2 separate regions of the Homo sapiens genome follow, and region 1 is linked to region 2. The links are chromatin loops, found by intact Hi-C in ENCODE. Cell type or tissue: A673. All regions are shown on one strand. Links, peaks and the distances in the headings refer to the core of each region. The heading gives the core; the rest is flanking DNA. Region 1 overlaps AUTS2 (activator of transcription and developmental regulator AUTS2). Region 2 overlaps LOC105375341 (a long non-coding RNA gene).

Region 1 (2,500 bases), core at 1-2,500, 1.7 Mb after region 2:
CAGACTGAGCCAGAATGCTCGTACTGCATTTTGGATTTACACACACACACACACACACACACACACACACACACTACTTTTTTACTTTCCAGTTTCCCCTGTTACTTGGTGTGCTGCTTGAAACCAGACTTGCCATTCTTACATCTCCAGAACCTCATACCATGCCTGGCATAGTGGCACTCAATTAAGGTCTGATGATTTGTACTGAGTAAGCTATAGTTTTAGGCTTGGAGCATTGTTAAGGCTTTGCATAGAATCTCTGCATTATACAGAATCTTAACTGTCTCTACATTACAGTATAATCCACATCTGCATCTTTGCAGCTTGCTATTATACATCTTTGGTTTGCTGTGAAAGAGCTGTCAGAGAATGAGCTCTTTATTGCTTAGAATTACTAGTTAACTATTGTTTTGCCATTGATCAGAATGTCTCCTTTTTCTGTTCTGCTGTATTCATTGTGGTATTTTGTTGTAATCAGAGATAGTCTTGGAGGTGCAAGACTTATTGGATCTCCGTTTGTGCCATTGTCGCAACATCACTGACTTGGTGAGGATCAGTCAGGGGTTTCTTCCTTCTGTTTTTGTCATGGCAGTCTTACTTTTTGAAACATTTGTCACCTTCTCTGATCCTGCCTCCTGCTTTTCCCCATCTGCACTCTGACCTATACTGTTTTAGAAGGAAAAGATAATAAAGGTCAGATTTTATAAAACTCTGTTCAAGAAATACTGCATAAAGGGCTCTTCAAGATAAAAGACTACCCCGCTTGTCAGGCAGCCTGCTAATTTGAGAGTGCTGACGACTTACCTTGATGAGGCAATCTTCGAATTGATGACTCTTTTTAATTAATTGTCTTTTCATTGATAAAACAGAATTGCTTTGTTTTCCTTTTACTGCCCATCTCTTCCTCACAAAATATGTTTCCTCTCCGAACACACAAACTGTGTTTTCAGAATCTCCCCTGAGTCTGGAGGTCTGGACAGTAGTGTGTTTGTGTGCTTGTGTGTGTATATGTGTGCACACACATGCACAGCTTGTGTGCATGGTATCTGTGATTTCTGTGTGTGCTTATATTTTTCACTATTTTGGATTCATCCAGTTCTATAAAGACATACTTGCTTGCTTTGCATGGTTCTGGCTCCCTCTGCAGCCCCAAATGGAAAAGTGCTTTGTTGTCTTTTGTTGCTGAAAAATCCAGCTCTCGGCCTTCTTTCTTTGAGTAGAGCATCCCAGCTGGTATACAAGTATAGATTGGATTTCAGATTTAGCAATGCATTGTGTTTTGACAAAGCTTATTGAAGATGGAAGTCATTTTTCAGGAGCGCTCTAAGAGGTGAGAAAATGGCAAGGGAGGGTGGGGAGGAAAGGGAGAAAATGCAGAAGAGGCAGACACAATTGCAACATTGATTTGGTAAATAGAAAGTTAATGTAGCTACAGGTATTGACAGTAAACTTTGGCTAAGATATTGGAGAATTGCAGATTGGAAGGCTAGAGCTATTTCAGAATTTCCAGGGCCATTTTATTGGATTATACACCTTAGAACCTTAACACACAGCTTCTGTTGATTAGTACAGTTTGGCCTCCAGTGTGAGTTTGGCTTTGAACACTCAGTGTGACTTTGGCTAGGGCTTGGCACCTGTGGACTTCAGCTTCTACTTTAGTAAAATGAATGAGTTAGAACAAATAATTGTTACATTCAAATCCAGATTTATGAGTGTACGATAGTGGCTTCACATTATTTGTTTTAAGTTACCGTTGAGAATTTGGTTCTCAGTAATCTAGAGCTACTATTTTAGCAGAATTATACATGGGATGCAGAATAGAAGCTTTTAAGCAACAGTCAACCAGATTGGTCTATAATAACTCCAGGATAAATACAAGAAGAATTTCTGGACACATTTTGCCCCAGTGAAGTAAAATTATTTACATTCAAGGATGGATTTGGAAATGCAGGTATTTTTCTGTTGATCTGCACGTTGGTTACACTGGTGTGTTCAGTGTGTAATTACACTTCCATGCAGTTATTTTTGTTTTTGTGTTAGATTTCAATAAACTATTATTTTTTCTAACAGATCTTAAACTTTAATGCTTCTTTAGAGTACTAATCAAAGTACTGTTACATAAGTAATGGCTCATGTGTGCGCACAGGTGTCTGCTCTGTGAAGTAGTCCATTTCAAATTATACCACATTAAATTGTGTCTGCTTTAAAGGGTTAAAATAAGTACATGTATATATTTAGATATATAAGATGACTTCTATTTAATAGATAATTAGAATGTTTATGTAATAGATTTATGCTTTCAGAGATTTCATATTCACAAAGTAAGTTTTGGAACCTTGAAACATGGATAGGTCAGTGTCATTTGGTTTCTTTTTTCTTCGTTTAATCCTTTTCAGGACTTCGGCTCCCTGTGAGTTGTTAATGTATAGTGTTTATGAATCCAAATAACATTCATTAACTTTCTTGGAAGGTCACAGTTATGTTGGTTCTGTTCGAAATA
Region 2 (11,858 bases), core at 3,563-6,062:
TTTCTCCAAGCAGGGTAAGGAGGAAGAGCTTGAAATGACAACATAGTAAACAGCACTCAGAAAGGAAGGAACAAGACTGAGAGCGTGTAGTAGGGAAAAATAGGAGTAGAGAAACTTGAATGAGAGAGTGGTGAGGCTGGGTATGGCGGATCTTGCCTGTAATCGCAGCACTTAGGAAGGCTGAGGTGGGAGGATCACTTGAGCCACTAAGTTTGAGACCAGCCTGGGTAGCATAGCAAGACCCCATCTCTACAAAAAATACAAAAAAGTATCTGCTGTGGTGATGTGCACTTGTGGTCCCAGCTACTCGGGAGGCTATGCCGGGAGAATCACTTGAGTCCAGGAGTTCGAGTCTGCAGTGAACTATGATTGAATCACTGCACTCCAGCCTTGGTCACACAGGAAGAACCTGCCTTAAAAGAAAAAGAAGGAAGAAAGGAAGGAAAGAAGGAAGGAAGGAAGGAAAGAAGGAAGGAAGGAAGGGGAAGGAAGGAAGGAAAAAGAAAGGAAAGGGAAGGAAGGAGAGAGGGAAGGAAGGAAGAAAGAAACGAAGAAAGGAAGGAAGGAGGGAGGGAGGGAGGGAAGAAAGGGAGGGAGGGAAACAAGGGAGGGAGGGAAGGAAGGAAGGAAGAAAGAAAGAAACAGGGAAAGGAAAGGAAAGAAAGAAGGAAGGGAGGGAGGAAGGAAGGAAGGAAGGAAGGGAAGAAAAGGAGTGGTGAAAGGTAACAAAATCCTTGGAGAGATCTAATCTACAGACAGTGAGAAAGGATATTGGTGGCTAAGGCAGGCCATGTCACTGTTGAGATAAAGACCATGGCCACAGACTGAAGGATAGATAACAGTAATTCAGAGAATGATATTAAGAAGCTAGCTAATGGTGGTAACTAACCTTTAGGCTAATGGCTTGAAAGTCAGGAAGGGTTGAGAATAGGAATTTTCAAAAAGGAAAAGTAGCTGGGTGCGGTAGCTCACACCTGTAATCCTAACACCAGAAGAGGCCAAGGCGGATGGATCGTTTGAGCCCGGGAGTTTGAGACCAGGCTGGGCAACATGATGAAACCCTGTCTCTACAAAACATGCAAAAATTAGCCGGGCATGGTGGCACACACTGTGGTCCCAGCTACTCAGGAGGCTGAGGTGGGAGGATCACTTGAGCTTGGGAGATCGAGGTTGCAGTGAGCTGAAATCGTGCCACTGCACTCCAGCCCAGGCAACAGAGTGAGACCCTGTCTCAAGAAAAAAATAAAAAAAGTGACTGGCCTTACTGTTGAAACCTTCCCAATGCCATCGGGTGGGAATTTTGACAAAATCATTATTTTTCTTGGGTAAAACTGCTCAAATGCTGGTAATAAGTGGAGAAAGCTTCTCAATATACATCTCCCATTTCTGTCTGCTTAAAGTGTCATGTCGTGTCGTGTTATGTGACATTATGTGTAATATCTGTGAGCATTGAAATACCTGGAGTGTTGAGTACTCTCTGAAAAAAATTAATTATGCAGAGAAATGGCCTTTCTCACTAAAGAAAATCAGTGTAGGTGAAAACCCTGCTTCTCCGTTTTTTTTATTTTTAGGTTACGGTGCAGTGGCGTGATCACCGCTCACTGTGGCCTTGAACCCCCGGTCTCAAGTGATCATCCTGCCTCAGCCTCCTGTGTAGCTAGGACTACAAACACATGCCATGATGCCTAACTCATTTTATTTTCTTTTTTGTAGAGATGGAGTCTTGCTATGTTGCCCAGGCTGGTCTTGAAATCCTGGGCTCAAATAATCCTCTTGCCTCTGCCTCTCCAAGTGTTGAGACTACAGGTGTAAGCCACCACATTTGGCCCAAATTTGGCTTCTTGACTTTTGTGGCCACCAAAGCCTCTGCCTCTTACTAGTCATGTGACAATGGGCTAGCTACTTATTCTCTCTGAGTCTCAGTACTCTTATTTATAAAACAGCAAGAATATCACATTATGAGGATGTTTCTGTTGACACGCATTGTGCACCATTAATTTTCTTGGAGCCTGGCAGAGTTAGGCACTCAATAAATGTTAGCTCCCTCTTCCCCATCCCCTACCTGCATTTGATTACCAAGCATTTGATTACTTTGGCCTGAGCGAACTCCCTTAACAAATGTTTCCACCTTAGATTAAAATTAATTCAAAGACAGGGACGGGCAACACATCCTGTAAGGGACTAAGAAAATGGCATTAATTTTGCAAATTAATAAATATGCAAATGGCAGCTTTGCATAGACTAGGCTATATAAGCAGGAGTTAAATTGTGCTGTAAATTATGCAGTGCCATATGGAGCAGATACCCTTGACTTCGCATGCAAGGCAGAGAAAGCAGAAGCAGCCCTTGCTGTAATGGCTTCTGAGAGTGAGTGGCATGTTCGTCCAATGGCAAGCCCGGTGCTGAGTCACGCAGCTGACTCTGGAGTGGCAGTGGGAGCCCCATGGCGAACAGGCTGCAACCCAGTTATTGCTGAGAATAGTCTGGTAAAGAACACTCTGTAGTCACCAAGAGGATGGTCACCCACCAGCTCATGTGAGACAGCCACTTGTGCACTGATCGCACCGCTTGGGGGAGGTGGTAGGACGGGAGGGCTCTCTTGGGTTTCCAGAGCCTGAGCTGGTATCGCCACCATTCCAGCTTCAAGGCAGGTGTGACTGGCCTGGGGACATGTGAGTTGCTGCTAGATTGATACATCAATCACTAAGAAACAAATAGTCTAAGAACGGTCCAGGTGTTCTGCATTTTGCTAAATAGATGCTGGAGGGCAGCAGTTTCTTGTTGTGATTATTCAGCAGTATCACCCAGGGAACTTTTTAAAAATAGATTCCTGGGCTCCTGCCTCTGGAATTCTCATGCAGCTGGTCTGGGCTGGGATCTGGGAACCTGTTTTCTTTTTTTGAGACAGGATCTCACTCTGTCGCCCAGGATGGAGTGCAGTGGTGCGATCATAGCTCACTGCAGCCTCAACGTCCAGGGCTCACGCAATCCTCCCACCTCAGCCTCCTGAGTAGCAGGAACTACAGGTACACACTACCATGACTGGCTAATTTTTGTATATTTTTCTAGAGACAAGGTCTTCTTATGTTTCCCAGGGTGGGCTTGAACTTCTGGCCTCAAGCAATCCTCCTGCCTTGGCATCCCCAGTAGCTAGGATTATAGGGTACACCATGACTGTCTAATTAAAAAAAAATTTATAGAGACAGGATCTTGCTATGTTGCCCAGGCTGGTCTTGAGCTTGTAGCCTGAAGCCATTCTCCTGCCTTGGCCTCCGGAAGTACTGGGATCCACCAGTATTTTCAATGTGGCCTCCCCCTCACACTCCTGCAATAAAAGAGGTTTAATTGGCTTATGGTTCTGCAGGTTGTACAGGAGGCATGGAGCTGGCATCTGCTCAGCTTCTGGGAAGGCCTCAGGAAACTTACAATCATGGTGGAAGGCAAAGGATAAGTAGATACTTCACGTGGCTGAAGTAGGAGCAAGAGAGAGAGGGAGGATATGTTACACACTTTTGAAACAACCAGGTCTCAGGAGAACTCTGTCATAAGAACAGCACTAAAGGGAAGGTGTTAAAGCATTCATGAAGGATCCATCCCCGTGATCCAATCACTTCCCACCAGGCCCCACCTCCAACACTGGGGATTACAATTCCACGTGAGATTTGAGTAGGGACAGAGATCCAAACCATATCACCTGGACTTATACACTTGGCATGATGGAAAACACCCATTCAGAAAACCACACAGAAAACAACGCCTGCACAACTGTGGCACTTACCACGCAAACTCAACACTGCAGTAGAAGCGTGGGCTTTACGGTTATCACGACGTGCCAATAAATCCTGCGTTCTTCATGTTCAATGCTGGAACCTTGGACATAATTCCTCAAGTCTTGGTATGTTTAACTGTAAAATGGGAATGATTAAAAAAGACATGATCTCCCAGAGCAGCTAAGAGGGTTAAAAGAGAAAACACGGCCGGGTGCGGTGGCTCATGCCTGTAATCCCAGCACTTTGGGAGGCCGAGGCAGGCGGATCAGGAAGTCAGGAGATCGAGACCATCCTGGCTAACATGGTGAAACCCTGTCTCTACTAAAATTTTGTAAAAAATACAAAAAATTATCCGGGTGTGGTGGCGGGCGCCTATAGTCCCAGCTGCTTGGGAGGCTGAGGCAGGAGAATGGCGTGAACCTGGGAGGCAGAGCTTGCAGTGAGCCAAGATTGCACCACTGCACTCCAGCCTGGGCGACAGAGCGAGACTCCAAAAAAAAAGAGGAAACACATTTTTTTTGTTTTTGTTTTTGAGACGTAGTCTCACTCTGTCACCCAGACTGGAGTGCAATGACCCAATCTCGGCTCACTGCAACCTCTGCCTCCCAGGTTTCAGCAATTCTCCTGCCTCAGCCTCCCAAGTAGCTGGGACTACAGACGCCTGCCACCACACCCGGCTAATTTTTGTATTTTTAGTAGAGGCGGGGTTTCCCCATGTTGGTCAGGCTGGTCTCGAACTCCTGACCCCAGGTGATCCACCTCCATCAGCCTCCTAAAGTGCTGGGATTACAGGCGTGAGCCACCGCACCTGGCCTAGGAAACACGTTTAAAGGCAGAAGGGATTTAAGGAAGTAATGAGGTGTTTTAAGTAATTAAGTAATTAAGACTATGTCCTGAGTCCGATCTGCCTCTCTAAAACATCCACTGAATCCGGCTGCTGTTTCTATCCTCTGAGCCAACCCTTTTCTACTTGGCAGGGCTTCATATCCTCTCTAAAGCCTGAGATCCTGCCCCTCCGCATCTCATTTCCGGGCTAAACATTTCCATGGATCCATGAGAGCTGGCTGTGTTTGCCATCCCTGGAGATATCTCATTTTACAGCTGGGCAAACCCCAGCATGCACAGTTCATGTCTTTGAAAAGTCGTGCCGTTATAGAAATGTCTGGGCAGCAGGTGGCAAAATGGTGTTGTTATCGGAGCCACATAGATAATCACGCCTTGCTACTAATCATTCTCCATCTCTTTCGCGCTTTGTAATTTACAAGGGCCTTCCACGTCCATTACCCACCCCCCCACCCTTCCAGCAACCGGTGGGAGGTGATTGAATATGGAGATGCTAGCCATGCCCTTGGACAGCACGCTGTCCTTTTCAAAGCACTTCTACTCCCATTATCTCACTGGATCTCCCTCACACCCTCAGAAGATGGAAACTGCGGGAATGATCAGAAGAAGAAACCAGGAAACAGAGCACTTGCTGGCAAAGATCCCATACAACCAATGACTACATCCAGGCCTGGACTCAGATGCAGCCTCTCCTAACACCGTGTGCTGATTCCTAGACATAAAATCCACTGCCCCTACCACTCCTTTCCTAAACAAGTGGATTTTTTTTCTTTCTTTCTTTCTTTTTTTTTTTTTTGAGACAGGGTCTCACTCTGTCACCCAGACCGGGTGCAATGGCATGATCACGGCTCACTGCAGCCTTGACCTTTCCTGGCCCAAGTGATCCTCCTGCCTCAGCCTCCTAAATAGCTGAGACTACAGGCATGCACCACCATATCAGGCAATCTTTTTTTCTTTTTCTCCTTTTTTTTTTTTTTTTGAGGCGGAGTCTCACTCTGTTGCCCAGGCTGGAGTGCGCGGTGCGATCTCAGCTCACTGCAACCTCCGCCTCCTGGCTTCAAGCGATTCTCATGCCTCAGCCTTTTGAGTAGCTGGGATTACAGGCACGTGCCACCATGCACAGCTAATTTTTTTGTATTTTTAGTAGAGATGGGGTTTTGCCATGTTGACAAGGCTGGTTTTGAACTCCTGACCTGAGGTGAACCACCCGCTTCAGCCTCCCAAAGTGCTGGGATTACAGGCATGAGCCCCTGCACCACATTCTTCAAGCTATTATAAAATATACACTTAAGTTATTATTGACTATAGTCACCCTATTGTGCTATGCAATACTAGGTCTTGTTTGTTCTTCTATTTTTTTTTTTTGTAACCATTAACTACTTTCTCTTGCCCCCAACCAAACTTATTTTTGGAAGCTTCATCCTATGATATATAAAAATGTACCATATCCTGCAATAAACACTCACACACACACACACACACACACACACACACACGTGTACGTATGTAGGTCAGTGGGTTGCAGTTGGTTTGTCACCTTAAGATCTGTAAACAAGGGCTGGCGTGGTGACTCACACCTGTAATCCCAGTACTTTGGGAGGCCGAGGCGGGTGGATCACCTGAGGTCGGGACTTCGAGACCAGCCTGACCAACATGGAGAAACCCTGTCTCTACTAAAAATACAAAATTAGCCGGGCGTGGTGGCACACGCCTGTAATCCTAGCTACTTGGGAGGCTGAGGCAGGAGAATCAACTGGTGGAGGTGGAGGTTGCAGTGAGCCCAGATAGAGCCACTGCCCTCCAGCCTCCAGCCTGGGCAACAAGAGTGAAACTCCATCTCAACCACAACATCAATAAAAGATCTGTAAACATTTAATTAGACATGCATATTAATGTTTGGCTTTGTAGTTTTCTTCTCACATTTTGGGACCATTTGGGAAACTGTCTCAGGTGCGGCTATGAGGCTCTACGGGGTTCTTTGTTTTCTGCCAAAGCATTCTGGTGAAATATTTCTCAACATGAGCCTCCGTGTGCTTTTCCATATGCTTAACGCGATAGCTCAGGATGTCTGCACAAGTGACTTCACTCCTCGGGGACTTTCCCCCTTCTTACATCTGTGTGCCTGAGGCTAGAGTCTCCCTCCTGAGCTGCTCCCATCTGCATCAGCAGATTGGGAGGCCTGTGGCACGGCTGTCTCCTGAGGTCCTCTTTCATCATCACCCTGGTGAAAGCATTCATCTCTCTCTGATGTTAGATTCTTTGTTTTGGGAATCCCAGACCTTCCACTTTCTTAATGCACTCCCTCATTTTAGCAAAACAACATCATATAGGGGAATTCTCTCTCTGTCTCTCTCTCGCTCGCTCTCTTCTGTTTTTTAGAGATGGGATCTTGCTTTGTTGTCCAGGCTAGTCTCGAACTCCTGGACTCAAGTGATCTGCCCACCTTGGTCATATAGGGAAGTCCCGAGAAAGGTGCTTGAAAGTGTGGGAAGTCTTTTCCTTTTATTTTTAGGTGTCTTTTTTTGTTCTCAATAATCTCAATAAGATGTATTTGTGTCTGTGTGTGTGTAAGGACGTATTTGTGTCCTTATACACATGGACATAAATATGTCTTCACCCTCTCCCTTCCCAACACACACATTAAGAGGTTTGTTTTATAAATGTGGAATAATAGACACTGGAGGCCTAAAAAGGTGAGGGGGTATGTTGCGGGGAGTAAGCATTGAAAAATTACTTATTACTATTACTATTTAGGTACTATTTTTTTTTTTTTTGAGACGGAGTCTCACTCTGTCCCCAGGCTGGAGTGCAGTGGCGCAATCTCGGCTCACTGCAACTTCCAGCTCCCGGGTTCAAGTGATTCTCCTGCCTCAGCCTCCCGAGTAGCTGGGATTACAGGAATACACCACCATGCCCAGCTCATTTTTGTATTTTTAGTAGAGATGGGGTTTCACCATGTTGGCCAGGATGGTCTTGATCTCCTGACCTCATGATCCACCCGTCTTGTCCTCCCAAAGTGCTGGGATTACAGGCATGAGCCACCTAGCCTGGCCTGGGCACTATTACTAACGGTACCCAAATTACTATTTTAGCAATGGCTGAACTAAAAGTCCAGACTTCATCACTATGTAATATATGCATGTAAGAAACCTACACTTCTGACCCTTAAATATATAAACATTTTTTAAAATTACTGTTTGCCCCATGAATATGTACAATTATTATTTTTCAATTTAAAAAATTAAAAATATAGGCCAGGCGAGGTGGCTTACACCTGCAATCCCAGCATTTTGGGAGGCCGAGGTGGTTGGATCACCTGAGGTCAGGAGTTCAAGACCAGCCTGACCAACGTGGTGAAACCCCATCTCTACTAAAAAATATAAAAATTAGCCGGGCATGGTGGCTCCCAACTGTAATCCCAGCTATTTGGGAGGCTGAGGCCGGAGAATCACTTGAACCCAATAGGTAGAGGTTGCAGTGAGCCGAGATAGCACCACTGCATTGCAGCCTGGATGACAAAGTGAGACTCCGTCTCCCAAAATAAAAGAAAATAAAATATAAAAAATACCCCCCCATAGAGTTTTGTTTTATAATATGACAGTTTTGATCTTGGATTCTATTTACATTTTTCTTGAAACAATCTAATTTGCCTCAAGGCAACGTAGATGACTTTGACTATTGTAAGGCGTATACATGTAAAGGTACGGGAAATAAAGCAGAAAAGTGAATGTTATTTAGTGAGTTGTGTACCCCACACCAAGATTCAGATGTTGAAGCCTTAACCTGCAATGAGATTGTATTTGGAGATAAAGTCTTCAAGGAGGTAATTACATTTACACGAGGTCATAAGGGTGGAGCTCTAATCCAATAGGCCTAGGGTCTTTATAAGAAGAAAAAAGGCCAGGCGTGGTGGCTCACACCTGTAATCCCAGCACTTTGGGAGGCTGAGACTGGCGGATCATCTGAGGTCAGGAGTTTGAGACCAGCCTGACTAACAAGGTGAAACCCCGTCTCTACTAAAAATAAAAAAATTAGCTGGGCATGGTGGCACACGCCTGTAATCCCAACTACTCGGGAGGCTGAGACATGAGAATTGCTTGAACCTGGGAGGCAAAAGTTTCAGTGAGCGGAGATTGCACCACTGTACTCCAGCCTGGGCGACAGAGCAAGAGTCCATCCCAAAAAAAAAAAAAAAGAAGAAGAAGAAGAAGAGACACCAGATACCAGGGACGTGCACAGAGAGAAAGGGCCATCTGAGAACACGGTCTGCAAGCCAAGGAAAGAGGCCTTGAGAGAAAGCACAAAAATAAGTGTTACAGAGTGATTGTGTCCCCTGCCCCAAGATTCAGATGTTGAAGGCTTAACCTGCAATGTGATTGTATTTGGAGATAAGGTTTTGTTTTTTGTTTTGTTTTGTTTTTTGAGACAATGTTTCACTCCAGTCACCCAGGCTGGAGTGCAGTGGCGCCATCTCGGCTCACTTCAATCTCTGTCTCTCAGGCTCAAACGATCCTCCTGCCTCAGCCTCCCAAGTAGCTGGGACTACAGGCACACACTACTGTGCCAGGCTAATTTTTGTGGTTTTTTGTAGAGATGGGGTTTTTCCGTGTTGGCCAGTCTGGTCCTGAACTCCTGATCTCAAGTGATCCACCGGCCTCAGCCTTCCATAGTGCTGGGATTACAGGCATGAGCCACCGGTTCCCAGCCAGCATAAAGTCTTCAAGGAGGTAATTAAGTTTACATGAGGTCATAAGGTTGGAGCTCTAATGGTATCAGGACTTAGTGTCCTTATAAGAAGAAGAAGAGGCCAGTCGCAGTGGCTCACGCCTGTAATCTCAGCACTTTGGGAGGCTGAGGGGGGCGGATCACCTGAGTTCAGGAGTTCAAGACCAGCCTGACTAACATGGAGAAACCCAATCTCTACTAAAAATATAAAATTATCCAGGTGTGGTGGCGAGTGCCTGTAATCTCAGCTACTCGGGAGGCTGACGCAGGAGAATTGCTTGAACCCGGGAGGCAGATGTCCTGGTGAGCCAAGATCGTGCCATTGCCATTGCACTCCAGCCTGGGCAACAAGAGCGAAACTCTGTGTCAAAAAGAAGAAGAAGAAGAGCTCTATGCACACAGAGCAAAGTCCATCTGAGGACAGTCTGCAAGCCGAAGACATAGCCTTGGGAAAAAGCAACCCTACTTGCACCTTGATTTCAGACTTCCAGCCTTCAGAGCTGGGAGAAACACATTTCTGTTGTTTAAACCACCCAGTCTGTGGTATTTTGTTACAGCTGTCCTAGCAGAGTAATACAATGAGTATTTTAAGGTTTGTAATCTCACTCTGTGGTAGTATGTGTTCATCAGCATCTTATCTGATGCTGAGAGAAATTCACTGAAATAGTTAAAAAAATAAACAGAAAAGTAAAGGCCTCGCGGTGGCTCACATCTGTAAACCCAGCGCTTTGGAAGTCTGAGGCGGGAGAATTGCTTGAGCCCAGCGGGAGTTTGAGACAAGCCTGGGCAACATAGTGAGACCCTGTCTCTACAAAAATATAATCAAATTAGCCATGTGTGATGGCGGGTGCCTGTAGTCCCATTTACTCAGGAGGCTGATGTGGGGGATCGCTTGAACCCAGGAGGCAGTGAGTTGTGGTGGTGTGCCATTGCACTCCAGCCTGGGCAACAGAGCAAGGCTCTGTCTCAATCAATCAATCAATCAATCAATCAAGGGTCCTACTAAGAGACATATTTCCAAGAATGATCAGGACCAGCTGAACAGCTCAAAAGCAGCCTCCTGTAAACGCTTTCTTCCCTAGTAGCTGCACAGCTCCCTGGAGTCTTCTAACCCATAGATCTCACCTGCCTGTCTGGATCTGCTGGGTGAGTGTTCTTTGTGCTGGTGGGTTGCAGCGTTTGTGTCTTCTGCTGTGATGGAGTGATTTGGGAGCTAGGGAATGCCCGCGTGTCATTGATTTGTCATTTGAAAGTTAAATCACAGACCTGGATGGTGGCCAGGAGTTGGGGCTGGCTCTCCCCTCTTCTTCCGTTTTACGCACCTGTGTATTGACTGATAAGTTGCAGTGCTCCCTGCTGCATTTCACAAACAATCCGGCAAATCCTCGAGATTTATTTTAACGATTGATTAGAAAAGTCAATGTTGTACACAAAGGATTAAAAAAAAGAAATATTTGGAATCTACTTAAGTACCTGTTATCGCAAAGACAGTCTAGACTGCTCCAAATTTATATGCCACAGACAGGAAGAGAAGGAAAATTTCTTTTTATAAATTGCATAGTCTATAAAACGGAAGGAACATGAACTGGCCTCCAAATGACATTAATCCTACCCTGTTTCTATCTACTGGTCAATAGAGTGACCTTGATCAATTTGTTTAACCTCCCCAAATCCCAGTTTAGTTATTTATTTTGTTATACTAAAGAAACACATATGGCTTCAGGATTCCTCAAGGATCTAGAACCAGAAATACCATTTGACCCAGCAATCCCATTACTGGGTATAGACCCAAAGGATTATAAATCATTCTACTATAAAGACACATGCACATGTATGTTTAATGCAGCACTGTTCACAATAGCAAAGACTTGGAACCAACCCAAATGCCTATCAATGATAGACTGGATTAAGAAAATGGGCACATATACACCATGGAATAATATACAGCCATAAAAAAGAATGAATTTATGTCTTTTCAGGGACATGGATGAAGCTGGAAACCATCATCCTCAGCAAACTAACACAGGAACAGAAAACCAAACACTGCATGTTCTCACTCATAAGTGGGAGTTGAACAAAGAGAACACATAGACACAGGGAAGGGAACATCACACACTGGGGCCTGTCGGGGATAGGGGGAAAGGGGAGGGAGAGCATTAGGGCAAATACCTACTGCATGCAGGGCTTAAAACCTAGATGACGGGTTGATGGGTGCAGCAAACCACCATGGCACATGTATACCTATGTAACAAACCTGCACATTCCGCACATGTATCCCAGAACATAAAGTAAAATAATAAAAAGAAAAAAATGCATAACATAAAACTTATCCTACTTTTTTTTTTTTTGAGATGGAGCCTTCCTCTGTTGCCCAGGCTGGTGTGCAATGATTCGATCTCAGCTCACTGCAACCTCCGCTTCCCAGGTTCAAGTGATTCTCCTGCCTCAGCATCCTGAGTATCTTAACCATTGTTAAGTGTACAGTAGCATTAACTACAAGCATGGTGTTATGCAAAAATC

Evidence for each region. A loop is a pair of places that touch in the nucleus more often than their neighbours do. Peaks named below come from ENCODE experiments on the same cell type or tissue, not always from the same donor. Only the 100,000 strongest peaks of a DNase experiment are listed, where the experiment ranks them.
Region 1: a loop joins it to region 2, with 4 times the contacts of the local background. A loop is called at or near these places in 8 of 110 quality-filtered maps.

The regions. Positions count from the first base shown.
Region 1 is chr7:69,931,075-69,933,574 of GRCh38, forward strand. All of the region lies in intron 2 of AUTS2 (activator of transcription and developmental regulator AUTS2), which reads left to right. Among named protein-coding and RNA genes, the nearest start is that of AUTS2, 330 kb to the left of the region's middle. In A673, for the core only: a CTCF peak has its summit at 1,139 (motif pointing left); a DNase peak (open chromatin) is centred at 1,137.
Region 2 is chr7:68,181,012-68,192,869 of GRCh38, forward strand. LOC105375341 (a long non-coding RNA gene) reads right to left here. Exons shown (of 6, transcript NR_187905.1): 4 at 3,779-3,905. Among named protein-coding and RNA genes, the nearest start is that of LINC01372, 850 kb to the left of the region's middle. In A673, for the core only: a CTCF peak has its summit at 4,923 (motif pointing right); a DNase peak (open chromatin) is centred at 4,810; H3K27ac peaks cover 743 bases.